Regions from separate parts of the Mus musculus genome. Here all the other regions are linked to region 6. Evidence: chromatin loops called from intact Hi-C (ENCODE). Cell type or tissue: heart. All regions are shown on one strand.

Region 1 (4,000 bases), 140 kb before region 6:
ACAAGTTGGGCTATCTCAGTCTACAAGACAGCTGCAAGCACTGTCTTCAGTTTCAAAGTGACTGCTAGGAATTAACATGTGGCCATAACACATGGAAACCTTCATTACCTGGCTTTCCTCGGGAAAAACAGAAGCACTTACGACAAGTGGCCGGGGATTCAATACATGGCTTTCACTATGATCACCAGTATGCTTCTTGCTACTCTGTGGACTAGAGACAAAACATGGGAGGCTTCTAAGGAAAGAGGTGGAAATTAAGGGTCCAGGAGCTTCTCTATCCTGCACCTCTCCTTGGCTTCGGCGCTAACATGCTCCACAAAGGATTCAGCTTGCTCTGGGCAGCTTCAAAGATCTAGGCCAGACTTGAGCCATATCAAGTCCACTCTCACCTTGCTTTAGGCGCACACCTTTAATCCCAGCACTCCGGAGCCAGAGGCAGGCAGATTTCTGAGTTCAAGGCCAGCCTGGTCTACAAAGTGAGTTCCAGGACAGCCAGAGCTATACAGATAAACCAAAAAAAAAAAAAAAAGAAAGAAAGAAAGAAAGAAAGAAGATGCCCCCACAGACATGTATAATCTTATACACCAATATTATGGTGGCATTTTTCTCAACTCCATAATATTGAACATGGTTTTCCAGTTTGACCAATAGGATGGTAGAGTCAACCCTTGAGGCAGAAGTGGAGGGTGACTGGGCAGCTGGATGAAACAGCTGCCTTGATATAACTCACTCAGCATGTGTACTGTAGGGCTGAGGCAAGGAAGTCACTCTCGCCAACAGAGACGACATAAACAGGACTTCAGGGATGATAATTAACAAGAAAACATAACTGGGCCTCAAGACATACTGACTTTTAGAGGACATAGGAAGGGGACTCACAAAGGAGAGAAAGATACAAGTCCCGACAGGCCAGTATCAAGTAAGACCATGATGATTCTACAGGATTAGGGCCAGTGATCACGAAAAATAACCCGGACAAAAAGGTCCCAGGCGTCAGCTTAACCCACTTCTTTGTTTTGCCACTCAGCCAACAGCAACATACTCTTTTCCATCCCTTTAACTGTACTTCACTCGCGAGAAGTGGAACCGAACCTACACTGCATCACCTGCAAACACAAGCTTTCTTCAAAAGCGCCTTGTTTTTGAGACAAAGTTTGACTACGTCGCTAGGGCTGATCTGCATCCCGCGTGCCGGGGTTATAGACGTGGGCCACTATGCCCAGTGTGAAGGCACTCTTAAATTCCCGCGGCAGCAGTGGATAGGGTTAGTGTGACCAATAAGCCTCACAGGCCTCGGAGACTGTAACTCACTAGGTCTCAAAGTCAACAAGGTGCAAAACACGGACTCGAGCCAGAGGAGCGTGTGCTGCCCTCACCAACCGCAGGCTGCTTGCTAGCCAGGATCATCCCCATGCCTACTCCAAGGCGGGACGGCTTGGAGAGAAACCGAGGGCTGCAGGCGAGTTGGGGGTGACTTATCTTTGTTTTCCTCTCCCCCAGCGTGCAGCACCTTCCTCGGGGCCCCGCACAAACCACCCGCACTCACCTGGTTCGCTAGCAGGCCAAGCGTCCCCGCGTGAGCAGCCGCGCAGCCGCGATCCGGAAGTCAGCTTCGACTTTCTGGCCCGCCCCCTCGAAATCCTTCTCCTTCCGGGTCGCGGCCTCCCGGTGCCCTGGGTTGCTGTAGAAACCGCGTCCATGGCGGCGCCGAGACTTGTATCCAGCCGCAGCGTGCTGCGTGAGGAGGCGAGCGGCTCCGCGGATTCGCCGATCACTACGCGCACGCCGGTGCCCGCAGTGTCGCCCGGGTCTCCCGAAGTGCTCGTGTCACCCCCGCAGGTCGTCGAGCCGCCGGGGAAGAGCCTATGGGATCAGATCTGCGAGGGTAGGCGCCCCGCCGCTGGTCGGGCCGGGCGGGACGCGGGCGGGACCCGCCGGGACGCGCGTTCCAAGCCTCTGTGCGCCAGGCGGGTGACGCGCGCGGGCGGAGGAGCCGAGCCTTAGGCCCACACGCGGAGAAAGAGGTTGGCGTATGTCTTGGATTCCGGTGCGACCTCAGGCAACAGGCTCGCAGAAGGAAACCCGGTCAGAGAGTTGCGTAGTGTGAAGCTTCAGGGTAGAGACCCGGACCGCCCGCAGATCGCCCGAGGAAGCAGGGAATGAATGAACTCTGTAGACAGGCTCCGGTGATACTCAGGAAGTATTTTGGTGTGGACAAATAGATTTTGATCTCCACTTGCCCCAAAGCCTTTCTGAAGCCCCACAAGCAGGCTAGATCACTTGTTCCTTTGTAGCCCACGAACCTTGGTCATGGGGTCTTGTAATAGTCGTACAGCGGGCATAACAATGGTACCTATGTCGTGGTGTTAGGAGGTAGAACCACGTAGTCACAGATCCTAGGTTACAGGAAGAGTGTTAGTTTTCCTTCATTCCAAAGCCTCCAGATCTCAAAGGCAAGAGACACAGATTCATTCATAATAAGTCCGCTGTCTATCCCTTCTCCCTTTTCTCTCGCCTTTTTGGACTACAGACTGGCTTCCAGCTGAGTATCCTCCTGCCTCAGCCTTCCAGCTACTGAAAGATTTTCATTCTTGTGGCATTGGCTGTCCAATACAACACTAATAGAACGTTCAATAATCTGTGCTGTTAAATGGGTTTGGGGTGTAATTTGGGACTGGCAGACTAGAAGAACCAAATTTCTTATTTTACTTAATTTTGATAAATTTAAATAGCAATATTTATGGAATAGTTCCAGGTCAGTAAATGTTTCGTGAATGGAAACAGTGAATTTGTCAGTGTATAGAGGGAAAAATGGTGACTTGGAAGAAGTGGTGAGTTCAGAGGAAGAAGAGAAGAGTCAGTCAGTCCTCCCAGACCACAGGGCTTGCATTACTCCTTCCCTGTAACCTTTGCTTTAGAGAAAAGGTTTCACCCTGATGTTCTTGTAAGTTCTACCCTTAGGGTCCTTACCCGAGGAACTATCTGCAGCAATATTCAGGTGTCTATATACTTACTGTCTTTCACCCAGAGGATTCACTTTTCCAAGCCAATAGATCTTCATAGTACAGTTTATTGTATAGTTTGATACTTTTCTTATTGCTGTGAAAAATATCTGACAAAAGCAACTCAGAGACTTATTTGGGCTCACAGTTTGAGGATATGGTACATCATCCCAGTGGGGGCTCCTGGCAGCCGGTCCCGTTTGCATCCACAACTAAGAAACAGAGATGGATTCTGGGGCTCAACTCACTTCCTTCCTTTTATTCAGTCCAGGACCACTAGCCCACAGCAGTGTTGCTGCCCCGTCAAATTGGTAATATCACAAGTAGTACTGGGGAAGGTGCTCTTTGAGGGGGATAATTCCTACCTCACAGGGCTGTAGTGGGAACCAAGTGAGATAATGAGAAGATGCTCTGGACTTTGAAAGGCTCAATACATGGTCATAAATATTGATACTTTTTTTTGTCTTTTCTTGTGGAATCAGTTTCTGTGGGGTGTGTTATACCTGGATAAAAGCAAGGACAAAGGGTTTTAGTGCTCTCTGAAAAGCAAGGGAATTGATGTCACTTACAAAATAATAGCTGTTGAGCAATGGGGGTAGAGATGACCTATTTTATACAAGGCCACTGTGACTTCAACCTAGATGACTGTCCTAGTTATTTTTCTGTTGCTGTGATAACACTGACCAAAGGCAACTTGGGGAGGAAAGGGTTTATTTCAGTTTACAGGTTCTAGTCCATTGTTGAAGAACACCAAGACAGGAACTCAAAGCAGGAACCTGAAGCACTGACCTCAGAAGAATACTAGTTACTGGCTGGCTCCCCTGGCTATTACTAAGCCAGCTTTTCTTACATAACCCAGGGCCACCTTCCCAGGGCTTGTATTGCCCACATTAGTGAACAATCAAGAAAATGCTCACAGAGATGCCCACACAGGTCAGTAGGTTTGAAGCGGTCCACCAGTGGAGACTTCCTCAGATAACTCTGGCCTGTGTCAAGTT
Region 2 (4,000 bases), 230 kb before region 6:
TCGCTAATGACACTCATGTACTGGTCCACCTTACACGTGTTCTTGAGTTCCATTTGTCCGGACTCCATAGAGAAACACACCAAAAACCTGGTGGCGTGCTGCAGTTTTTTGTTGCGTCCTCAGATTCATGGCTGATTGGCAGAGTGATGTCAGCTGAGACAGACGTATGTGCTGAGGCAAGACCCATGGAGGACACGTGATGTTTGGAGGGAGAATAAACGGAACTCAATGGACAGTGACGAAGGCTGAGTTGGCTTGCTGGTAGGGCTAGCTGCGCAACGCTTGTTGATCTTGCATCTTTGCTGATCTCGGCTTTCCTGAGAGAGGCACAGCTGAGAACTTCTGATGTCCCTGCTGGTGCAAATCCCTCCTGCTGCTGACTCCTGCTGAGGCTGGGGCCTGCCTGTCCCTGCTAGGTGGTGCCACCACTGCCGATTCCTGTTTGCTATCCTGACTCTACTGTGCTGCTGGTGTATCTGTGAAGTGTTTGCAAGTGGATCGAGCTGCCGCTGCTAACCTGTGAACTGAACTGCCGATTTCCAGACAACACAGATGGGAGCTGCTCTAAAGAACTTTTCTAAACAGGTCCACTTCCCCTGTATCTTTTCTTTTCCACCACCTCTGGTTGGTGGTGGGCTAGCAGAGAGGTTAAAGTGTTTAAGAACCATCATTTAAAATAGGTTTTGAGAAAAAAAAAATTAAAGTTACAGACTTTCTGGAGAGAACTACCTGAACGGACATGTAAGGAACACAGAACAGTTTTCTTTCCTAAATGCTGCTGGCAGGACATGGTAAATAATCGTGGGTAGTGCTGGGCACAGAGCTCATGCTCAGAGCGTGTTCACTGTCACCGCTGTGGTTTTCAGTCACGGTGTCTTCGATGTGTGAGAAACTAGTCAGGAAAAGAACCAAGGCTTGGGGAGGCAGCTCATGGAGCGAGAGGTTTCCGAGAAAGCGTGAGGACCCGTGCTCACATCCTCAGGAGCTACGTGAGGGATGGGCGGAGCTGGCTGTGGGAGGCACAGGCAGAAAGGTCACTGGGGCATGGTGGCTTCCAGCCTAGCTCCAGGTCTGATGAGAGTCCCAACACAAAAGAATAAAGGCAGAGAGTCACAGAGGAGACCCAACATTCTCCCCTGACCTTCATCTTTGCTCATGGACATGCGCAATGCAGGCATCCGTCCCTCCACACGCACACGCATGCAGAATGAACTCTAGCCAAGATGGTTATTTCCCCAGACAGTGTCTACCACCCGAACAAAAGAAAAACAAGTTATTTGGCCAGAAATGACATAGTTAGCAGCTGCTTACAGTGCGAGGTGTATTTCCTGAAGACTGTTTCTAGAGAGGTGGCAGGCTTTTGTATAGGAAGTAAAGGAGTTTGTAAGAGTCCCTCCCTCGGTGTGCTGTTCCTCAGCGTGCTCAGGGACAAGCAGTGCCTCTGTCCATTGTGTCCCTGTGGCAGAGAGGAAATGTCTCCCTCTCTCTCTTCACCCTTGTGATCCTGGGTTAGAAAAACATAGGAAGGAAAAGAGGCAGTGGGCCTGGGCACTGGCATTGGAGCACATTCCGTGAGGCTTCCAGAGTCTGCAGGGTGTGTGTGTGTGTGTGTGTGTGTGTGTATAGGGTGAGGTTCTAAGCTGGGCTTCTCAGTTTGGCTGTACACTGACATCTCTGACATATCTTGGCTGCACCCAGACCACTTCTGCGGGAGCCCCTGGGATAGACAGAGACATCACACTAGATGGTGATCTTTGGGGCTCCAGGGGCTCCAGGGCTCTGCCGCATGCTGGCCTGAGAAGTATTGGTCTAGCAGACACTGGCCACCATTTCTAGATACTCGGATAATTAGTGTCTTCCACACCTGAGCACGCACAAGGATTTGCAGCAATGTGGTCCAAAGTTCACATTCTAGTCACATTCCCCAAATCTTTGACTTTCAAAGCTCCAAGACGGGCCCAGGCCTGTGCGTTCCCAGCTACCACCCTGCCAGAGGCGATCAGCACCTGAGTGAGAAGAGAAAAAGAACCTGGAACTCAGGCCAGAGCAGCGAGGTGTCCCCACACTTCACAGAAAGTGCCCTACACTGGATTCAGCTCCAGCCATGCCCAGCTTAGGCCAGCAGATGTAAATAAGTGGCCGGTGGTCAGAAGTCAAGTCAGTGAGATCAGAGAATGAATATCTGACCCGAATCTTGAGGGCTACAACATTCTGTAATTATTTTTAACCTAACTACCTAGGTAAACCCCGTGAATTCGTGTGAAAATCAGCTTCCTCTTTGCAGGAAAAAAAAAAAACAAACAAACCAAGGCTAAAAGTGTGTGCCACTAGGTGGCAGCATACACTCACGAGTGAATGCCTGCTGCCAGGTGCCATTTTCCTGCTTCTAATTAGTAACATTTATTTAGTGTTTGCTCCTGTGGTGTGTGACGTCAACACCATATGTCTTCTTGTCCTAGGAAAGCTGGTCTATGAGCGCATCTCCTCGATGTGTGTGGACAGCCGCAGTGCCTTGCCAGGTAATGTCATGCTTCCTGGGCTTGCTGGCACCAGCCTGCTCAGAACCGCCGTTAGACGGTTTTAATCAAGTCGGGATTTATTGAAAATGGATAAGGTTTTTAATTCAATGTGTTGAAAGAAACGTGTTTGAAGTCTGGTTGTCTCTGTCGTCCGGAGCCATCAGAAGGTTTGCAAGCAGGCAAGTCATTAGAATGCAGGAAAAGGGGAGAGGGTGGAGTGAGACCTGGCTACAGGTCAACTTCTCTGCTGCTGCTCAGAGCCACGCTCCTGTTTCATATGGGCCTTTCTCTCCAAGAAGCAAATTGCTTAAGTAAAAACTGCGTATGTATGAAGGGATGTCCGATAAATCAATAGTAGCAGATGCCCCAGCTCCTCAGCCTATACATAAATGATGTTGGCGTTAAATTCATTGCCAATCAATTTTAAATTCCCAGGAGGTTCTAATGGGACAGGTGGATGATGGACTTGTGTTGTCACAGGAGCAATTGTGACGATGTGTTCAGATGCAGCATCTTCAGCTACGGCTTCCTTTCCTTTGCCCTGTTCAGCTCACACAAGCTGCAGCGGCTGCCTGGGCTGTCATTTCGTCCCTCATCCTGGTCCTGGCAGCGGTTCTTGCCCAGGGACAAGGAGACAGTGATAGTGGCAGTGACCCATAGTTTAACCTTTTCCCTTCCTTCTTCCCTGCCCCACTCCCTTCTCTCTCCCCCCTCCTCCTCTTTCCCTTCCCTGGCCCTCCTTGTCCATCCACCCAGATATCATCCATCTACCCTCTCAGCCATCCTCTATCTATCTCTCCCCCACATCTGTTTACCTGCCCTCCTGACCCCCCTGCTCCACCCCCATCTGTCTTCGCACTGACCATCCATCTACTCACCTGCCCATTTATCCACCCATCTCCTTAAAACTTTGATACAAACATCTCTCAGAAGGAAACAGCTGTACACAGCTTTAGGTCTATATGAGCCCTTTAGCCCTTGGAGCTACCTGGTCTCGCCATAGAAGGGTAGGCCCAGTGCAGAAGGGTCACAGCTGTGCCTGCACTGTCTGGTCCAGTGGCCACCAGCCCCGTGTTGCTCTTGAGTACTTGAGATGTGGCTGGCAAACTGAAATGAGTTCGGAGTATAAAAAGAAAAGACACTAGGTAGCTCGGTGTGGAGGAACATGCCTGGAATTCAGCCTATACCAGCACCCAGGAGACGGAGACAGAAGGATTGTGAGTGCAAAGTTAGTTTGGGCTCCGTCGTGAAATCCTGTCTGTAAACCCCCAAGGGCTGAGGGTCCAGCTCAGTGGTAGAGTGCTTATAGAACATCTCCAACACTGCAGAAAGGGGAAAGAAAGCAAAAAAGAAATGAGAAATGACAAAAGACACGGGATTATAAGACTTACTGCACATCCAAAGCCATATAAGCCACTAATAACTTTTCAGACTGGTCCCAGGTTAAGCTGGTGCTCCAGATGGACTGGGCCTCTGCACGT
Region 3 (4,000 bases), 260 kb before region 6:
AAATTGGATTTGGGGAGCCATCTGGACAAAGCGCTTGCTGTGCAAGCATGAAGACTTTCTAGATCCCTAGTGCCTGTGTCAAAATGGCAAAAGGTGTGCACCTGCAACCCAAATACCTCTGTGTGGGGATAGCGTTGACAGGCTTGCTGGCCAGCCATTCACAGCTTCAAATTCAAGGAGACAGACAGAAAGCCAGAGAGAGGGAGAGAACAAGAGAGAGAGGGAGAGAACGAGAGAGAGAGAGAGAGAGAGAGAGAGAGAGAGAGAGAGAGGAAGAAGGAGGAGGGGAGGGAGGGAGGGGGAGAGGGGGAGAAAGGTGTGCTGTCTCAAAACGTAAGTTGGAGAGTAATAAAGGAAAATACTAGCTATTGACCTCTGGCCTCCATATGCTCATACATGGACAATCAGACATGTGCACATGCCACACACACACAATTAGAAGCTGAGTGCAGTGTCCCATGCCAACAACCCTAGCACCTACCAGGCTAAGGCAGAGGACCAATACCTCCAGGCCAGCCAGGACTACAAAGTAAAACCATTTTCAACAACAATGTAAGCAAAGGAACAAAATGTTTCCATTTAAAACTGCTCTCTATATTCAGTGTTTTTCCATGGCCCTTCTCCAGTTTCTTTAAAAGATTCTTTTTTTTAGACTTAGTTATTTGATGTATATAAATATTTTGCCTGTATGTGTGTCTCTATACCACATGTACCTCTGTAGGCCAGAAGAGGGCATCAGATCCCCTGGGACTGGAGATACAGATGGTTGTGAGTTTGGGTTCTAGAAATCAAATCTGGGTTTTCTGGAAGAACAGCAAGTGCTTACCAGATAACGCATTTCTCCAGCCCAGATTTTACAGTTCTTTAGGGACACTGACAGAGATGCCACAAAACCATGGTCTTAGCATGTGGTAAGAAGAACCCTTTAGTTATCTATCCTTTCCAGAAATGTAGCCTGTTTTATGATAGTTCCCCATCATCTATTTTATACATAAGATGGGATGGGTTTGACGAATGTACGAAGGACAATTGGTCCCCTGCCTTTAGTGCCTCATAGTTGCTTCTTACCACCCAAACTGCTACCATTCTTTCAAAGGAACCACCAACAGCAGTGTCCCCTAGAATTGTACACACAACTATCCCAGAGCCACTGTTTTACAGTCCCCAGGCAAGTGGCATGCCCATTTACAGTAGATGCCCTGCTCTGTTATAGACCAGGGTCAGCGCTACAGAGAGAAAGGCTCTGAGAGCAAAGGCCAACCAAGAGCAGCCTGTCTTGCCTGCCTCACTAACTACAGCATCTGAGGTTTGCCCCGGAGACAGGGATTTTATAACCTCCTGTCACCTTAGCAGTTAGCTCAGTTTCACAGAGGAAGAAACTGGGACTCTGAAAATGTCAGTCCTAGTTAAAGTATATTCCGTTGCCTTTTCCAGAACGCATAAGAGGATGCTGCTCTTTCCATAAGGAAATGCACTTGGGAGTAGAACCAGGATGGTATGAATAGACAGTCTGCTAATTTCCCAGTCTTAATCCATTCTTATTTGAGTTAGAGTTTGACACTCACCAGCTTTGAGCATCAGTTTTCCAAAAACAAGTGATTAATGATAGATACTCCAGAAGTTTCTATTGAGAAGGGAGTGGGCAAAGTGCATTGAGTGCAGTCACCCTATCATAATTTATCCATGGGGGTGGGGTGGGGTGGGGCTTAAAACAGGAGCGCCAAAGTTCTGTGGTCAAGAACAGAACTTGCTTGCCCGTATTCGGACGTAGATTGTCAGTAGTGGGGGGAAAATGCCCAAAGTGTTCATCCTTACGAAGCATGAAGAGAACCCACACCAAACAGAATTCACTTCATAATCACTTGTGTCTGGCCCTCAGCAGGGATGGGTGTGTGCACTCCTTTTTGTCACTAGAGGGCGCAGGCGGGCCAAGCAGCCAGTGGCGTCTTACCCCTTACAAGACTGGGGGGCGGTGTGTGTGTGTGTGTGTGTGTGTGTGTGTGTGTGTGTGTGTGTGTGTGTGTGTGTGAATGGGATGGCTCAGAAGGTAATGGCATCGTGTGTGTGTGTGTGTGTGTGTGTGTGTGTGTGAATGGGATGGCTCAGAAGGTAATGGCATCTAGTGCCAAGCGAAGAAAGGACCAACACCTGTCCGTTATCCACTGACCTCCGTGCACATATTTACATAATACGAATGGGATTTAAGCAAGGCGTGGTGATGCAGGCCTTTAATCCCATCATTCGGAGGCAGACGTAAATGGATTTCTATTAACAAAATAAAAAGAAAAAATAAAATCAAGGCCGATGACGGAGCTTGGGTTTTGCCGGGCCATTGCCCGATACAACTGCGGAGGATCGGAATCCGGAGGAAGTTGCCCCTCACAATCATGGCGGATGACGGAGCCCGGGATCTTCAGAGCGGAAGCTGCCCTTCACAATCATGGCGTCTGGGGCGGGGCCGAGCTTCCCTGGATGTGAGAAAAGGGGCTGGACGCGGAAAACAGGCGATCATGTGACTGGGAAGATGGCTGTCTTTCCCTGGTAAGGAAAAACCCGCTAGTAGGCTTCGGGGAGGGCTCCTCTCAGTGGGGGTGGGCAGTCCTCCTTGTTGGGATCGGTGGCCTCCGTCCCCGCCCGGGCTGTCAGGACTACGGAAGAGCAGAACCGCTGTCAGTACTCTGCTCCTCTCCTCTGTTCCGCAGCTCCTTCACTCAGACGGACTCCATCCAAGGCTTCCGCCTCCTTGGGAGACGTTGGCACGCCTGGGAGTTCTGGGGAAGGGGATGAATTCGCCCGGAGTCTGCACCTGGGAGACCTGGTCGCTTGTTCCTTGAGCTCCTTAGACTTTCTCATCTGTAAAGTGGGACCATTCACCCTACTCTATGTAGGGTCCCCAGACACGCTTCTTTACCTCGTTGTTCAACGTAGTAGAACGTATTAGAGAGAGGACACGCCCAAAGGAGAGAGGGGGCAGTCAGTCAACTCCCCTGGCGGCTTGGGTAGACTGCAGAGAAGAGCCTTCAACTGGGTCTTGCAGGATGCATACGAGCTCACCAAGCAGGAAGGAATAGTGTGTACCCAAGTGACTGGCATACGGGCCTTTTTGTGCTTAGAAGTGAGGTGACCTTTAGGTTGTCACAGGTGATTTGTGTCGATAAAGAACCCACATAGGATAAGCGGATGATAATGTGGTTGGACGTTGGAGACCTTGCATCTCAGGGGCAAAATTTCTGCGTTTGAGCATGAAAGAAATTTGTAGCGCTAGGCCTTGAACATAACCAACATCAACCCTCTGGCTTTTTGGCCGGACACTTTAATTCACTCCACCCTGCAGACTCTTAAGTGACCACTTAAGGACACAGCACGTCAGCGTGGTGCCGTATCACACCGTGGGTTGGCTTCACCTGCTTGTGCTGGCTTAACCTTGGATGTTTTCGTTTTCCATACTGCTGAGACCCCAGCTCTGCTCGTGCCTATGGTCTCTGTAGCCGTCTCTCTTGAGCAAGTGTGTGGGAGTGCACGCCCATCTTTCAGTTTTACCCACTGACTTCGTGTTCTTTAATGAGAGAGACAGAATTGTGTCCGTCTTCTTCCCGGTGATTGTTCCTGTCGATGCATGAGGGAGCTGATGAGGCCCAGGGGAAGTGTGCCTCTGCTCCAGAGAGCGCATTTCTCAAGGGACGTGCTTAGTGGTCAGCGTTAGCCTCTTAGCTAACTTAGTTAACCAAGTCCGCTTTTCATTTGAGACCATGGGATGCGAGTTGACCTAAAGTCGTGCAGCCTGCCATGTGAATTCTAGGGACTTGGATCTTGGAGTTTGCTCTTTCCCTAAATGAGGGAAAGTAGTGGGAATCAGCCAGTGTAACCAGGACAAACTGTTCTGGGGTGTACGAATGGGAGGTACCTATATCTTTATTAGTGAAAAAGTCTGATTTTTGGCAACTGTTGAGATAGTAAGGTTGAGTGTGTTTAGTGATGGTGGTGGTGGTGGTGGTGAGGC
Region 4 (4,000 bases), 71 kb before region 6:
GGAAACAGCTTTGTGTGAGTCACACTTATCTGGCCAGTTGGCTGTGTGATGCCTAGAATACCTATTTAAGACTATTGTTTTTTATTTTATAATTGCTTTGAGGTTATTTGAAGCTGCTCTACATTTAATTTTTCCAACTAATTGAAACTGGTACAGCAGAGCAGTTTAGCAAGCAGACTCTACAGTTAGATGCTTCATTCACTAATAACCATCCTTAGTAGGGAGGCAGCTGTGCTTTAAACACTACGTGTCCTTTGGGAAATAAGGCAAGATCCCTGCTTGCATTCTTGCACTAGGTTGTCAATCAGTGCAAACAAGTAGGTAATAGAGTATGAAGAAATGAACCTTGTGTAGTGGTGTATACTTGTAATCCCAGCACTTGGAAGAGTGAGACCAGGGGCTTACTGAGAGTTAAGGGCCATGCCATGAATCCTAGCACTTTGAAGGTTATCCTCAGCTACTTGGGGAGTTCCAGGACAGCCTAAGACACAACACAGCCTGACTTTAACAAGGGAGAAAGGTGCTGGGGTAATAGCTTAGTAAAGTCATTATTGTGCATGCATGAGGATCTACGCTCAATCCATAAAACATGTGGCAAAAGGGCTGGGGCTGGTGAGACCCCGACTTGTAACCTTAGCACTCAGGAAGTGGAGACAGATAGATGGGCTCTCTCTCTGGTCACCCTCTGTATCCTGCTTGAATGAGTTCCAAGACAGGGAGAGATTCTGACTCAAAAAGCAAGCAAACAAACATAAAACAAAAATCAAGCCGGGCGTGGTGGTGCACGCCTTTAATCCCAGCACTCGGGAGGCAGAGGCAGGCAGATTTCTGAGTTCGAGGCCAGCCTGGTCTACAAAGTAAGTTCCAGGACAGCCAGAGCTACACAGAGAAACCCTGTCTTGAAAAACCAAAACCAACCAACCAACCAAACAAACAAAAATCAAAACAAGAACCCAGGAGGTTGTCCTCTCGACTCGACTCTGTATACAAGTGCACATATATGTGCATGAACACACAAACACACACACACACTCATACACACACACACGAAATACAGTAGAGATGCATGCTTGGGGTATAGTTCAATGATAGTGCACATGTCTAGTATGCTCAATGCCATGGGTTTCACTATTAGCACCCTGACCTCCCCACTCCAAAAATTTATCAACTATTGTCAAAATAATATCACTTAATAAACCGCCCCACCCCACCCCACCAGCCTACAGTGTGAGGTTCATCTCACACGTGTGGTAATCAGGCAGATTACAACGAATTTAGACTGCAGCATAAGCTCTAGAGATTATGTTCTATTCAGGTTTGTTCTAGAGCCTTCTGAGATCAGCAGTTTGCCAGGGGCATGTGCTTTTCAGAGCAGAGTTTGCAAGCCTCAGAGCGGATGAACAAAACATGCACCATGTGATCTGGCTAGCTTTATGTCAACTTGATATAAGCTAGCATCATCTGAAAGGAAGGAACCTCAATTGAGCTAAATGTCTCCCTAAGATCAGCTATAAATCATTTTCTTAATTAGTTATTAATAGGGGAGGGCCCAGCCCATTGTGGGTGGGGACATCCTTGGGCTGGTGACCCTGGGTTTATTAAGAAAGGTGACTGAGCAAGCTGGTAAGCAGCATCCCTCCATGCCCTCTGCATCAGCTCCTGCTTCCAGGTTCTCAGCACTGCTTGACTTCTTGTCCAGACTCCCTTCGATAATCAACAGTGGTGTGGAAGTGAAAGCCAGATAAACCCTTTCCTCCCCGACTCGCTCTGGTCATGGTGCTCCATTGCAGCATTAGTAATTAAGACTAAGGTACCAAGGCTCTCAGGGCCTAGGCTCATCTCAAGGCCAAACCTAACAGCTAAGAGGCAATCATAACCCTGCTGAGTAGTTACCCTGCTGCAAATAAGTACCACAAGACAGAAGAGAGCAAATGAAAGGACCAGAGAACAAGGGAGGTGACTCCTGCAGGTCACAGGATGGTTGAGGAGGCCATTCTGAGAGGCTGTAGTTTGAGCAGAGACCCAAAGCAAGCTTGAAGCACAAAGAGGTGGAAGGTGCTAGATGTATTTGAAGGTCAGTGTAGGTTATGTGAGTGAGCCAGGACACGTGACCCAGGTAATGAAGAATTATTCAAAGAACAGAGCCCTAGTACCAACTGTCGATAGGCTGACAGAACTTGGGGTTTTATGATTTGGGGAAGGGGTCCCATAATCTCACTGACTTCTTGAGGAGAGTGGCAGCCTCCAGATGCAGTGGCTCCCCAAATCCCTGGTCTCCAGGGTTTGCATATGTGCTGTGTACATGGTCGTGATGTGCATCCATGTAGAGGCCTGTTTCACAAGTGTCATTTCCCAGGCAGCATCCACCATGTATTTTAAGACATGATTTCTCACTGACCTGGAACTAGCCACACAGGCTAGGCTGGCTAGTTCACACTGGCTGCCCTGAAAACTCAGAGACCCTCTTGTCTCTGCCTCTCCAGCATGGGGGGCATAAGTGCTTCGAATGGAACTGGGGTTCTTACCATTTGAGCCATCTTCCCAGCCCACACCTCCTAGGATCCATATTTCTACAGAGACCTTTCCCATATTAAACCACAGAAGGTATGTGTGACCCTTATAGTTCTACAGAAATACCTTTGAATCTTGGCAGTGGTGACACATGCCTTTAATCCTAGCACTCAGGAGGCAAGCAGATCTCTTGAACTTGATGCCAGCCTGGTCTACAGAGTGAGTTCTAGGCCAGCCAGGGCTACACACACACACAAAGAAAAACCCTGTCTTGAAAAACATATAAGAAGAACAACAGCAGCAACAGCAGCAGCAACCACCTCATAGTGCCCACGATTATTTCTGTGGGAGAAAGGGAGAAGCCATGTGATGCTGTTGTGTTCTTGATATCAGCTTGTGGTCTTTGCCAGTGATGTCTTTACCTGGGACTGGTCGAAAGGCAGGGAGCCTTAAGCACCACTCCAGACCTCTTGAATCCAAAGTGACCTCTATGGTTTTCTGTTACATAATTATTGTTATATATATAACGGCTGTCTCCATGACATTTTAATACATGTTTATAAAGTATTTTGCTCCCACTCATGACCCATCACACTCTTGTCCCCTCCCATCTGATTCCTCTTCTTGTCCCACCTCTGCCCCTTAGACTTTCCCCTCCCCACCCCCCTCATGTGATCCTGTGAGTTCCATAAGGGCTGCTTACAGGAGCATAAACACCTTACCTACCAGTGGCCACACTACTGAAGTAAATGTTTTTCTCTCCCCAGCCACCACTGACTGCTTATAGATCTTTTAGGGAGCCCCTCCCCCCAGCTCTGTAGTTTTATTTTTTGAGACTGTGCTCAGCATGTGGTCAAAGCTGGCCTTGAACTTGCAGACCTCCTTTCCATGCCTCCCAAGCATCGGGATTAGAGGACAACATTATCATTCCCAGCACAAAGAGAATCTGCTTCTTAACGCAGAAGGAACAGCTTGGGTACAGAGGTTTGCTTCTTGGCTTGCCAGCCTTGTCATTATTTTAATTATTTGGTTTCCCTTTCCACTCCTGAAAAACAGGACCGACAATTGTGCTCCTGCCCCCCCCCCCCCCCCCCGCTTTGCATCCCCATCTCTCACCCCAGTCCTCTCCTGTTAGCTGTGAGGGTGTAGCTCTGTTGAAAGTCCATTTACCCCTATAAGAATATATTCCCGCTTGTTTGTTTCTTGGTGGTAGTCCTTAAGTTCTTGGTTTCTGTTCTTTGTTTTTTGTTGGATTTTTTTTTTTCCTGCCTGAGAAACCCTGTTATTTTTCAAAACATTCTTTTGATCAGGCTAGAAACTTCTGCCTGTGCCCAGCAGGACTCTGGTGCCCCAGAAAGAAGGCACCCAGTTGCCGTGGTCCCCATTCAGGCCTCCTTCTTGGGGCAATGTCTGGCCACTCAGCAGGCTGAAGTAGGCCACAGCACTATAAATAGGGGCCTTGGCCTGCTCTGGGATCAGGTCTCAGGCT
Region 5 (4,000 bases), 400 kb before region 6:
AGCTTTCTAGGTTCGTAAGTCCCAGAACAAATAATTGGACCAGGGTGAGAAAAAAGTAGAGGTGCTGATGGACCCCCACCTGGGAGTGTGGTGAGTCTCTAAGGCCTCTCCTCTCGGGAGAGTGCCTTGGGTGAGCTTGGTTTGTTCCTCATAGCCCTGGTGAGGGAGGAGTTCCCAGGCCTTCCGCCAACTGGCTTCTTTCATATGCTAATCTCCCCTCCAGCCCTATTCTGCCAACAGTTGCTGTAACAGAAGACCACCCCTCCTCCCAAATTGGGTGCTTTATATAGAAAAAAATATATCGTTCACACAGTCTCCAGCTGGGAAGGGACATCTGTTCAGTGAAGAGGAACAAATACAGCTTCTGGAACATTCCTGTGAAGCAAATTGCCTGGGTGCTTCAAAGATATCAATAGCTGGAGTGGGGGCGGGGCAGGGGCAGGGGTGAGGTGGGAAGCTCTGTAAAGCTCTTGCATAGTAAACAGGAGGTCCTGAGTTCCACCCCCAACCCTGGGGGGTGGGGCAAGGAAACAACAAGAGTCGGGGTTGGCTGAAGCAAGGGAGGAGGAGGGGACAACTGGACTAAAGTAGAGTAACATGGAACTGATGGTTCACAGCCGACCTCCTCTGCTTTCCTCTGTTGGTGCTGGCTATTAGTGCGAGCAGGAAGGTCCTTGGGATTTCCCAGCACACAAAGCTGAGAGAGTACTGAAGAGCTGCCATAGGGGACTGGGGAGGGATGGCTCAGTGGGTGACGCACTTGCTGCAGAAGCCTGAGCATCCGAGGTTGGACCCTCAGCATCCACGTAAAATTGGGCTCAGTCTGTAATCTCGGCTCCTACCTCGAGAAGACGGCCAGAAGTAGCCTGGGGAGTCCCTAGGCCAGCTCGGGAATGCAGCTGTGAGCACCAGACTCAGCTTCCCACAGGTAGAAGGAAGGCAAATGTCTCTCGCTGAACCTTGAACTCATCCGGCCACCAGTAAACCCTAAGTGTTTTCCTCTTTCTAGCCCATGCCCCACAACCCTCACCCCAGAATGGGGTTACAGTGTGAGTGCAGCCACCCGTGGCTTAGTGCTGGGGATTTGAACTCATGTCCCCATGATTGCAGCAAGTGCTCTTACTCACTGAGCCCCTCTGATTTAAAGACGCTTGTCTTAATTAAAGGCATGCTGTGCTAGCATTAAATAAACGGGGCTGTCTGGTGCTTTCAGGTTCGTCTTGGAGTCTGCGTGTGGGATTCTTACGGTTCTCTGATGGACCCAGTCACGCCAGCCAGCATGGCACAGAAGCAATGTAGGTCGTGTGGCCCTGAGGTCAAGCAGACCCAGAACTGGCTCTGTAGGGCAATGTTACATAAGTTCCCTTTGTCTCTGTCTGAATTACCTCCCCGTGTCTAGATTTCCGTGTCTTTAAACTTAAGACACGCTATGACTATGTTTTCTGGACCGGACTGGGAGACCAGAGCTCAAGCACTCTGTTATCCTGTCACATGATTGAGTGCATGATATCACGTGCCAGGTGGGCACCTAATTTGAGCTTCTTTGACCAGTGAGTCCCTTCCGTAGACTGGGCTAGATCCCTTCCTAGTCGTCTTTCCTTGACGAAGCCTCCCTTTTCTGCCTCACCCTAGAGGCAAGTAGCCACAAGAGGGAGCCAGAGAGCAGGCATGGGAACCGGTCAGGCCAGCTGGGGAACTTTGCCAAGTTTGTATTGATGGCACGCGCGCGCGACTCTGCAGAGGTAAACACCATCCTCCCAGGAGAGGGCAGACTAAATCTTGGTTATAATGAGTGTTTCCGAAGGTGGCCAGGGTTCTGCTAGGTCTCTGGGAGCCTGATCTCCGGCTGCTACGGACCGGTCACAGTTTCTGGAAAAAAAACCCACCAAGTCAAATCCCTTAGTGTCCCAGAGTCACCACCTTTCAAGTAGTGCTTTATGGTCTTTTTCAGGCTAGCTGAGGATATTTGGGCAGAGATTTGGGTGGGGCATTTATTCCGGTTTTGTTTGTTTGTTTATTATTTTTAAAAAGTGTTTTACTATGTGGTCCCAACTGGCCTGGAACTCCTTTTGTAGCACAAGCTGTCCTAAAACTCACAGGTCCACCTGCCCCCACTTCAGTGCTGGGATTAAAGGCATGAGCCACCATGCCTTGCCTTGCCATGTGGGCCTTTAAAAAAATGCCTCAATGAAGACAAATGTGCTTACATTTTAAACTTATTTCTCTCTCTCTCTCTCTCTCTCTCTCTCTCTCTCTCTCTCTCTGTGTGTGTGTGTGTGTGTGTGTGTGTGTGTGTGTGTAAGTCAGACAACTATTTTTAGTAGGTAGTAAATTCCTCCACCTTTATACCATGTGGGTAGAAGTCAGGCAAGCGTGGATTCAAACCCCTTTATCCAACTGAGCGGTCTTGCGTGTATGTTAAAGAACTATGTCTATAACCATATCGTGATCTTCTTGGTCGCAGAACTAGGTAATAATAGCCTCTGAGATAAACAGGCAACAGAGTCTGTTTGCTGGTACAGTGCTTCCTTAGGGACCCTGCTGTGCCTGACACACCATGTCCCCCCTGCAATAGTCAGAACGACAGCTGGGTGGTACTGAAGCAGACACACACACACACACACACACATTTCTTAACAGTAACGGAAAGCAAATGGCTTGCAACTTATCATCCTCATCCTTCAGGTGCAGTTCAACGGAGAAGAGCCACGGCGCTATGTGGCTTGTCTCCGGAACGTCCTCATCTGGGGAACGCCACCTCAGCACCCCCTCAGCGCCCCAAAGCTTCTGTCTGTGGTTGTTTCCTGTGCGAGTACAACTCGGAGCATTCAAGCTGTTGTACCAGACTCATCTTGCCCAGTGTCAGAATCTCTTGTTCAAGACAGGCTGGGTGTGAAGCATGCCTATAGTCCTGGCACATCAGGAGCTCAAGGCCGGTCCAGCTACTTGAGACCCGTGTGAGAGCTTAGAAGGTAAAGGTGCTTGCTGCTGTGCTTGACAGCGTGACGGAAAACAAGAATGGACCCCTACATGTTGTTCTTGGATCTCCATACATGTTCCCATGGACCCCCAATAAATAAAATGTAATTAAAAAAAAAACCTCTCTGTTTTGTTATGAAATTTCCCCTCTGTAGCTCTGGCTGCTTTAAACTTTCAGCAATCCTCCTGCCTCAGTCTCGTAAGTGCAGATTACAAGCCTGGGCCAACAGTCTGGCTGACGTTTTCCTTCCTATTGAAAGGCAGGATTTCACTAAGTCACAGGGACTGTCTTGGAAAGATCTGGGATGACAGGCTGGGTCACCACCCTGACCACTTGGTTTGTTATTGGATGGACAGTGTCGCTCTAGTGGTGAGTGGCAGGGTGCTCCTCACTGTGGTGTCTGATTCTGTGTCTGATTCTGGTGATCCGAATCTCCATGTGACTCTGCATTTCTTTAGATTCCCACAGTGTGGCCGGCAAAGCTTTTGGAGCTAGTCGCTCCAGCCCCAATGCCTTCCGGCATCCCCTGGGGACTCCATGGCCCTGGCTTCTGCTGAGCGGAGGGGTGGGGCTTTCATGGGAGACAGTAGTGTGTGTACACTGGAACGAGCAGTAGTTGTCTATAGCCACCGTCTTCAGGGACCTGCTGGATGCTAAGAATACTGTAGCCGGCCCCTGGATACTAGGACGACACGCGGCAGCCTGCGCACAGTCCTAGGTCCTAGCTGGAGCACACTGTGAGTGTGAGAGAGGCGCTGCGCCCGGGTGAGACGGTTGCCCTGCACGGAGGGTAGCGGCTGTGGCACGGAAGCAGGAGCTACGCAGGTGGATTGGGTGAAAGTGGGGCGGGGAGCAGGGGGGAGCGGGAGCGGGGCGGGCGGATCTAGGAGCTAAGGGCCCCGGCAGCCTCTGCACCCCAACAGCAGCGCTGGCCTTCTGTGGTAGCAAAAAACGGGGTAGGATTGTCTAAACTGCAATTTGCATGAGAATATCTTCAAGATCAATTTCCTTTCTTAAGAA
Region 6 (4,000 bases):
ACCCAGTAAACATTAGAGTCTATCTTTATAAAGAAAGCCCTCTTCTTGGCTGCCTGGGCCCCAAACTTTAACTCCTTCCCATCCCATCTTCCCCTCTTGCGACCCAGCTGACCCTTTTTAGACTTAGAAGCGAGAGGATCAGGGAAACAGTGTTCACAGCCCAGATAGAAAACTAGCCCAGAGGAGGGTTTCCAACCAACAGATGCCAATTTGCATTCTATTTACATGTAATTTGCATGCAGTTTAACTCCAAGTGCGGTTATTCCCAAAGCTCTGAGTGCCCACCAAAGAAACTTAGGAAATAACGTTCTCAAGTGCTTTGTCTACGGGGTGTGCTTAGCCTCTTCTGCATCCTCTTGTCTTTGTGGGGACCCCCGGAGCTTTCTGGACGCTGCTCAGGTGCCCCCACCCCGGCGCAGTCCGGCGGCCGATGCGGCGCGTGTGCTTGGGGGCCCCAGGCAGGGACGATGGTGCCCGCCACACTCCCGGGGCCTTTGTCCCTCTTCCAAAGAGCCGCCCCCTTGGCGAACAGAAGAAGAAGGGGGTAACTGGCTAGGCCGAGCTAGAACAGGGGGATGAACACTCTGATCTGGGGGCGTCCTCTGGAGCAAGGTCGGTGGGCCGATCCAAAACTGTTTAATCAGCTACCGCCGGCCAAGGAGGGGTGCTGGATCCTCATCTGTGCTCATCTCTCCCACCAGGTCCATGAAATGTGTGGGGTCCTTTGGGGCTTCGAGCCCCAGTCCCCTAGGAAGAGGGGACGTTGCACTGGGTAGTCCTTACCCCTAGCCTGGCTGCTTTCCTCAGAGGCCCAAGTGCCCTCGCCTGGGATAGAAATTCTTCCGCTTCACCATAAGCAGCCGCCCCTAGATTGCCAGCCCACTATTTGTCCCCCAGCTTCAGATTCCCTCCCTGTGGTGCCCACCCTCTCGCGCCTTTTTCCAAGAGTGCGTGGCCACTGCGGGCTGCAAGCTGGGTTCCCCAGACCCTGCGGCAGGTGAGATTTCAGGTCTCCAAAGGCCGGCCCCTGCCTCAGGCCATGTAGTGCTTAGTTCAGGACCAGCACCCTGGCTGTCCTCGCACCCCACCAACCGCCAGGCCCCCTGGAACCTGCAGGCGACGTCCCTCACAGGGGTCACTAGCACAGGGCCAGATTCCCCTTTATTCCCAGACGCTTGTAGTCTGTCCTCACCCCGGACCATAGTCAGAGCCTTAGTTCGTGGATTCCCCCACCAGATAAAGGTCCCCAAACCACTGCCCTCGGTCGGTCCAATGCGGCTCCTCTCCCGCCGCACTGTGGCACCCCTCACTCGAACCCCACGGCTTCTGCAGATGTACCCCAAGGAGGAGGAGGAGGGGGAGAAGGGAGAACAGAAAAAGCACGAGCCAGGATCCGCTCCGGATCTTTCCAAAATCACGGCGGGAAAAGTTTCTGGGGTCCCTACGGCGCCCTCCCCGTGCCCGCGCTGGCTGGTACTCACCGACCCTCGCGTCCCCGCAGCGCCGACGCTCCTGCTGGCCCTGGGCCCAAGTCACATCTCTGCAGCGCGCCCGCGGCCCCCGCTCCGCGCACGCCCGCCAGCCGAGCCCGCCTCACTGCATCGCCCTTCCGAGCTGCGGCCGCGCGAGGCGCCCCCTGGCCCGGCCCGCGCTGCAGCAGCCGCGGCCCCGCCTCTCCGTTAGGCCCCGCCCCAGCAAGCCCCGCCCCTGCCGGGTCTGCAGCTCTGCTCACCACCAGGACCAGAGCCACAGCTTGCTCGCATCCCCAGGCGCCTTCCTGGCTTGCTCGGAGCGCTAAGACGGCTTTCTCACCCAAAACTCCTGGTGCCCCAAATTCGAGGACATCTCCTCCTCCCTATTAAGAGTCCAGACGCACAGTTGCTCAGATTGATCTGTAGAAACATCCTCAGCCACATAGGACGCAATATTCCTACGAGGATCCTAGAGGGGCACTCCCCTCACACACCGGCAGCAGGTCTTGGACAAGGTTCTACTGCATGCGTTCTAAAGTCACCAAAGCCTCGCTGTGATGCACTTAGGAAGGTCCCCGATGAGCACATTCCCTGCCCTCTTCCACCCTGCTCCAGCCCGTCCTTTCCTCTTTAAGCACACTGAACCCAGCACCGATATCTTTGGCTATCCCAAACGTGACCATCACCGAGGTGACCTCCTCACGATGGTCCGTGTACAAGATCACCACCATCTCTTACACATCATTCACATAGGCACACACCCGCCACTCTCTTGGGCACACATACCTAGAGAGACCAGATTCTGGCTGTGCGCTGCACTGACGCTCAGGGCACAGATACCTCCAGTGACCACAGGGCAGGCATCGGACATACATGCTGGAGGAGTCTGGGACATCGCTCACCTGGCTGTCTGAGGTCAGCATCATCTAGGCTAGGCTTAGGGAGACTGCGCTTCGGCATCCCCTGCAGCGAGCTGTCAGTCTCGGGTTGTTCCTTACCTTTTCTTAGTCCCTGAAAGTCCTTTTCTCTCTTTCTTCAAGTTAGTTTTCTCCAGGGTCAGGCCACATAGAGCTTGGCTATGCGTCTCTGTGAATACACACACACACACACACACACACACACACACACACACACACACACACATATGTATATTTTAAGGACACATGTAAGGGACGTGCTCCTATGACACAGCCCTTCCCCATGTTAGCGACATTGTCCCGGCGCCAGAAACAGGGCTTGGTACACAGTAGGCGTTTGTTAAATGTTTTGCAGGACAAGGTCTTCCCAAGCTAGTACTGGTCAGACCGAAGAACTGGAACGTGGATGTGCACTGTCCCCTGGTGGTAGTTTGTGGAATTGACACCGACAGCTTTTAAACGTTTGCCTTCCTGGTCTTCAGGACCTCAACTGTGTAACCCAGACTGTTTTAATATGTGACCACTGGTGTACACCTGGAATACATTGTAAAGTTCTCCGCACAGGCATCTGGCCTTTGAAAGTTCCGTTCAGTGTTGGGTGAGAAACACCTGGCTCCATGTCCCAGAGGTCTAACTACTGCCATTTACAGAGTCAGAGCATCACAGAGAAGTTTCAAGTCCCTAGAGAGATGGCTGGGTGTGCAGGCTTGGAAAGAACTGCTCTGGGGACACTGGGATCTCCCAAGGGTGACATCTCTCTAGCGAGTCACTAACTCATGTGCTCACACGCTCAACCTAGGTCAGGCTGACCAAACAAATAAACTCCCAAACCAAGTATTTTCCCTGGTTCAACTTGTCACCTCAAAAATGATAAGGGCTGGGGGCTTTCCAGTGACACACAGTCTGTGGGACGTTGTCCATTGGTGTCTCCCACCAGACTGGAACTCAGTACCATCCAATTGGTTCTATTCAACCCTTGAGCACTTTCCCATAGACTACTACCATTGTGCAACTAAATGTTGTTGCTAGCGGTTATAAATGCACAGTGCATCTTATGTTCAAAAACATGCCTTGGGGGTTGGGAGCTATATCTTGATAGCAGAGTCCTTGCCTAGTCGTGCAAGAAAGCAATGGGTTTGATCCCCAACTCTTCATAAACCATGTGTGACAGCGTACAGCTCTAATCTCAGCTCCCAGGAGACAGAAGCAGGAGGGTCTGAAATTTAAAGTCATCCTTAGTTACATAGAGGCCAGTTAGACTTGTCTCAGGGTTTGGGGGATCCATGGGTCACATTTGTCCTTGTCCCATGTTCATCCCATCTCCTGCCCATGAGGAGGGCATGTCTCTCCAAGTATTTGTTGAACAAAAGGATAATTAAATTCCCATGTAAGAATGGCTATCTTGTGCCGGGCCTTTGAGCATGCTCTTTCCTCTGCAAACAAGGGGATTATCTCCCAGATGGGTGTGCTGCTCACGGCTATCCATCCCTGACTTTATTCATGGCATTTATGGAATTGTCTGTATCCCGAGTGTGACAAACAAAGGCTTGGAAAGCAGGTGTGTGTGTGTGTGTGTGTGTGTGTTTCTAGAAGTCTAAGGGGGTGGTTGGG
Region 7 (4,000 bases), 110 kb before region 6:
CTGGCTTGTGTCAAGTTGACAATTACAGCTAGCAGTACATCGTGTTTACTTCCTACTTGCCTCTGAATTGAGCCTGCTCCTCTGGCCTTTCCTTCCTCCATGTTTTGCTAATTTTTGATTGGTTGGTTTAGGTTTGGTGGTTTTAGGGTGGGTTGTTATATTTTGTTGTTGCTTTTTGTTTTATTTTGTTTGCTTGTTTATTTTTTAAACAGGATCTTATGTACCTCAGGCTATCTTCAAAGTCCTGTCTTTAACTCCTGATCTTCCTGCCTCATCTCCTCAGCTGGTATGAAAATTCTGTGCCACTACCTCCAGCCTCTGTGCTAACTTCCCTGGGGGATGTCTGATACGCATCAGGTGCTCAGTAAACACATTTATTACTGCGCTGGAATGACTGAAGTCCACTGACTGATCCTGTCACAGCCTGCACAGAGCCTGTCAGGCCTCCTCTTCTCTGCTTCTCACAGGATGGTTCAGAGGGCTCTTTCCCTCACAAGTTTGAAATCTAGACTTCCGAATGCCCCTCACTGTTTTGTGAACTTGCCCTAGGGCAACACACAAACACTCTGCTTACCCCAGATAGGGAACCAATGATCATCCAATGTAATGATTTCACCAAAGTCCAGCTTGGCCAATCAATGTTTATTGAGTTTACGTACAAAATATGGATAAGGAGTTACTAACAGAAGTGTGTGTGACCCCAAAGCAGCCACATCACTGCAACATGTCACCCCAACATGGATGGCAACTTCCCCATAGCTGTATAGACAGTGTCTCCCTTTCAGTTAACCCTCCACACATTATATATATTAGTACCTGCAGCTTCGAAGGGAAAGGTATTGGAAGGAGTGGCTGGGATCTCATGTGAAGGTCTGATGACCCTTCCCAACCCCTCCTTCTGTGAAGAAGCAACAAGCCTGACCTTGAGGTCATCCTGTGGGTGGTTTCAGCTGCTCTCATGGAGATGGAAGTGACCACTGTGCTACCATGTCTGATTTTAAGCTAAAAGCCAGAGTTTTATGTATGCTAGGCTGTGCTCTACCAACTGAGTGGTATTCCCTGCCCTACTGGTAGGAGTCGGCATAGCACAATGCCTTAGCTATGCTAAGCACAATGCCTCTCTAGTAAAATGCCTGAGACAATCAACCAGTAAAGAGGAAGGGTGAGTTAGTTTTTGGTTCAGTGGTAGAGGTTCCCATGCACAGTCAGCTCACTGTTGTTTTGTGCCACGCAGCACAGCATAGTGGCAGCAGATGGCAGAGTGAAACCACTCACACCACAAGTGAGAGAGAGAGGGAGAGAGAGAGGGAGAGAGAGAGAGAGAGAGTATTAGAGCTCCACAGTCCCCTTTGATGACATACCCAATGACCGGACTTCCCATTAGACCCTGCTCTCCCAATAGCACCATCACAGGGTCCACCTTGGACACATGGGCTACCATACCATTTAACAACGGCACATCCACATGATGAAGCCAAGAGCCCCCAGCCTGGCTCTCAAGGCACTCTCCAGTCTGCCTTCCTTTCTCCCTTCCCTCCATCGCTGGCTCTCTTTCCTAGGCAATTACCGCCCCCCCAAGCTAAACAGACCCCCACCCAGTACCAGCCTCCCCGCTTCAGGGCCTCTGTGCATTTGCTCCTCCTTATTTTAGAAAGCACTCCTTGTGCTCATCTCTTCTGCATATTTAAGTGCTACTTGTTTTCCAAACTCAGCTGTGGGGCACATCTCCCAGGCTCCCAGTTCCCTGGAGGCCAAAGGAGAGGCAACTGATCCCAGCTCTCAGATCTCGGGGAATCATCTGTTCCTCATTCTATGGTAAATTCAGTGAGCATTAATTAAGACATTCTTAACCCACATACATTTAATTTTATACATGCCTGCTTCCCCAGCTATTTTAAGTGTCCCAAGGACAGATTCCCTATCTTAGTTTTATACTTCTCAATGTTTAGTAATACTGTACCCAGCCCACGGTGAGCACAGAGCTGGTCCTCCACAAGTGCATACAACACAGTTGGATGTCAAAGATGCACAGTTGTTACTATGTCCCTGGCCAGCACCTTTTTGGAAGGCCATTCGGTTGGACTTATTGCCCAGAGAGAAGTCCTAGACAGGTGAGGGAGCAAGACATTTGTTCTCGAGTTTCAGTCAGGAGTGGGTTAGCTTAGTGACCAGCAGATGGCCCAGCCTGCTCCCCTAACAGTAATTAATAGTCAGTCAATCAGGCCTTGATGAAGAGCAATTCTCTGGTGTCAGAGTTCCATAGTTTTCAAGTCTACCTCTAACAGGTATGGTGGGTGCTTCACATCTTAGGATAAGGTGAGGACTGGTCTTGTCTGCTTGGGATGAAGATGTCTCAAAAAAGAAATTTAAAAAGGGCTGAGAGTACAGGTCAATAGCACAGCTTTTGCTGAGCATGTACAAGGCCCTGGGGTTCAAACCCCAGCACCAAAGGGGGTAAAAGCACCATAGCTTCTGGGACTGATCTGTCTCATAGACCCTGAAGTGAACCTCTAGGAACCCAGTGGCTTTAGTCTTCCAAGTTACCACAGTTTCCATGTGTGTGAACTGAGGACAATCTCAGTGCTGCCCAAGGGATTCTGACGATGAGACAAGGCAAACCGTGCAGTGTTCAGTGCAGACCCAAACCTGCAGAGAGCTCAATAAATATCAACTCCCTATTAACTTAGTGTCCCGTGCATCTTACATGTGACCTCCCTCTTGTTTCAGGTTCTGGGTGTGACTCAGAACTGGGTCCTAGTCCAAGGAGGGATGGGGGCAGGGAGAACCAACTCTTATTTATTTGATAACTTCATGGGAAAAGAAAAAGAGGGTCTCATTATACCTGTCAAGCTGTGATGGTTTGTATATGCTTGGCCCAGGGAGTGTCATGATTAGAAGATGTGGCCCTGTTGGAGTAGGTATATTACTGCTAGTGTGGGCTATAAGACCCTTATCCTAGCTGCCTGGAAGCCAGTATTCTGCTAGCAGCCTTCAGATGAAGACATAGAACTCTCAGCTCCTCCTGTGCCATGCCTGCCTGAGTGCTGTCATGCTCCCACCTTGATGATAATAGACTGAACCTCTGATCCTGTAAGTCAGCCCCAATTATATGTTGCCCTTTATAAGAGTTGCCTTGGTTATGGTGTCTGTTCCCAGCAGTAAAGCCCTAGCTAAGACACAGCAATACCTCACTGATCTCCAGAAGGTTCTCTGTCTTCATCAAGCACCTGCTGGATCCTGAGCTGTTCTGCTCTTGGCTCTCAGCTTGCATGGCTGCTCAGTAAAGCCAAACCTCCTAAGTCAGCCATCTTCTGTGGTCCTGGGGCATGGGGGGGGGCAGGAGTGTCATCTCTTCCACCCACATAAGGTGCAGTGGATCATCTCTGCGTTGCCTTGTAGGGAACAGTGAGTCTTGCCACATGGGCCTTGTGCTTTCATACTGAGGCACTTCTATGCTCTCCCCTACCTTGCTACTCTACACCCAGTCAGGCCAGTGGTTTTCATTAGCATGCAGCTCTGCTGAGGTAGACTGTAAATCAATGTGACATCAAATTCCTGTATCATCACAGGGGAGACTCTCCCCTTTGTTTTACCTATTGCTGTAGTAGCCTTTGGAAGTAGAGGGACTGCTGAGATACCACAGCCAAGAAAATATTTGCTGAGTAAGCATGAGGACCAGTGTTGGATCCCCAACACCTATGTAAAATCCAGGCATGAAGTCATGTCCTCGGAGAGACCCTGCCTCAAAAACAAGAGGGAAGCCACCTGGGCAGGAGTGACACATGAAGCTGTCAAGCTACTTGCACACACACACACACACACACACACACATACACACACATACACACACACATACACACACACATACACATACACACACACACACACACATACACACACACACACACACACACACACACACACACATGCAAACACTCATGCACCTCAAAGAGATAAAATTGAAGGAGAAGGAGAAATAACCAGGCAGTTAGAGGCACTG

The links. A loop is a pair of places that touch in the nucleus more often than their neighbours do. Peaks named below come from ENCODE experiments on the same cell type or tissue, not always from the same donor. Only the 100,000 strongest peaks of a DNase experiment are listed, where the experiment ranks them.
Region 1: a loop joins it to region 6, with 6 times the contacts of the local background. A loop is called at or near these places in 28 of 42 quality-filtered maps.
Region 2: it touches region 6 in a loop (9-fold over the local background); 41 of 42 quality-filtered maps call a loop at or near these places.
Region 3: it touches region 6 in a loop (6-fold over the local background); 4 of 42 quality-filtered maps call a loop at or near these places.
Region 4: a loop joins it to region 6, with 4 times the contacts of the local background. A loop is called at or near these places in 13 of 42 quality-filtered maps.
Region 5: a loop joins it to region 6, with 2.8 times the contacts of the local background. A loop is called at or near these places in 4 of 42 quality-filtered maps.
Region 7: it touches region 6 in a loop (6-fold over the local background); 11 of 42 quality-filtered maps call a loop at or near these places.

The regions. Positions count from the first base shown.
Region 1 is chr7:118,854,077-118,858,076 of GRCm38, forward strand. It overlaps Knop1 (lysine rich nucleolar protein 1), which reads right to left and starts at 1,922. Exons shown (of 5, transcript NM_023197.3): 1 at 1,547-1,922. The coding sequence starts at 1,700. It overlaps Iqck (IQ motif containing K), which reads left to right and starts at 1,676. Exons shown (of 9, transcript NM_001374605.1): 1 at 1,676-1,885. The coding sequence starts at 1,699. In heart, no CTCF peak of the experiment used is centred here; a DNase peak (open chromatin) is centred at 1,685; H3K4me3 peaks cover 2,297 bases; H3K27ac peaks cover 1,685 bases.
Region 2 is chr7:118,763,906-118,767,905 of GRCm38, forward strand. It overlaps Vps35l (VPS35 endosomal protein sorting factor like), which reads left to right. Exons shown (of 31, transcript NM_027815.4): 9 at 2,460-2,519. Among named protein-coding and RNA genes, the nearest start is that of Vps35l, 26 kb to the left of the region's middle. In heart, a CTCF peak has its summit at 2,331 (motif pointing right); DNase peaks (open chromatin) are centred at 216 and 2,443.
Region 3 is chr7:118,738,235-118,742,234 of GRCm38, forward strand. It overlaps Vps35l (VPS35 endosomal protein sorting factor like), which reads left to right and starts at 2,037. Exons shown (of 31, transcript NM_027815.4): 1 at 2,037-2,541. The coding sequence starts at 2,441. In heart, a CTCF peak has its summit at 1,884 (motif pointing right); DNase peaks (open chromatin) are centred at 1,917 and 2,447; H3K4me3 peaks cover 2,121 bases; H3K27ac peaks cover 1,252 bases.
Region 4 is chr7:118,922,786-118,926,785 of GRCm38, forward strand. All of the region lies in intron 7 of Iqck (IQ motif containing K), which reads left to right. Among named protein-coding and RNA genes, the nearest start is that of Gm39076, 60 kb to the right of the region's middle. In heart, no CTCF peak of the experiment used is centred here; no DNase peak of the experiment used is centred here.
Region 5 is chr7:118,593,740-118,597,739 of GRCm38, forward strand. Tmc5 (transmembrane channel-like gene family 5) reads left to right here and starts at 3,558. Exons shown (of 22, transcript NM_001105252.1): 1 at 3,558-3,805. It overlaps B230311B06Rik (RIKEN cDNA B230311B06 gene), which reads left to right. Exons shown (of 2, transcript NR_169121.1): 2 at 2,686-3,099. In heart, a CTCF peak has its summit at 1,651 (motif pointing right); DNase peaks (open chromatin) are centred at 1,662 and 3,652; H3K4me3 peaks cover 1,563 bases; H3K27ac peaks cover 420 bases; H3K27me3 peaks cover 3,265 bases.
Region 6 is chr7:118,993,559-118,997,558 of GRCm38, forward strand. Gprc5b (G protein-coupled receptor, family C, group 5, member B) reads right to left here and starts at 1,653. Exons shown (of 4, transcript NM_022420.2): 1 at 1,482-1,653. In heart, CTCF peaks have their summits at 1,634 and 1,833; DNase peaks (open chromatin) are centred at 693, 1,683 and 2,753; H3K4me3 peaks cover 2,811 bases; H3K27ac peaks cover 1,676 bases; H3K27me3 peaks cover 986 bases.
Region 7 is chr7:118,878,582-118,882,581 of GRCm38, forward strand. The region is part of intron 4 of Iqck (IQ motif containing K); the gene reads left to right. Among named protein-coding and RNA genes, the nearest start is that of Knop1, 25 kb to the left of the region's middle. In heart, CTCF peaks have their summits at 1,096 and 2,168 (motif pointing right); no DNase peak of the experiment used is centred here.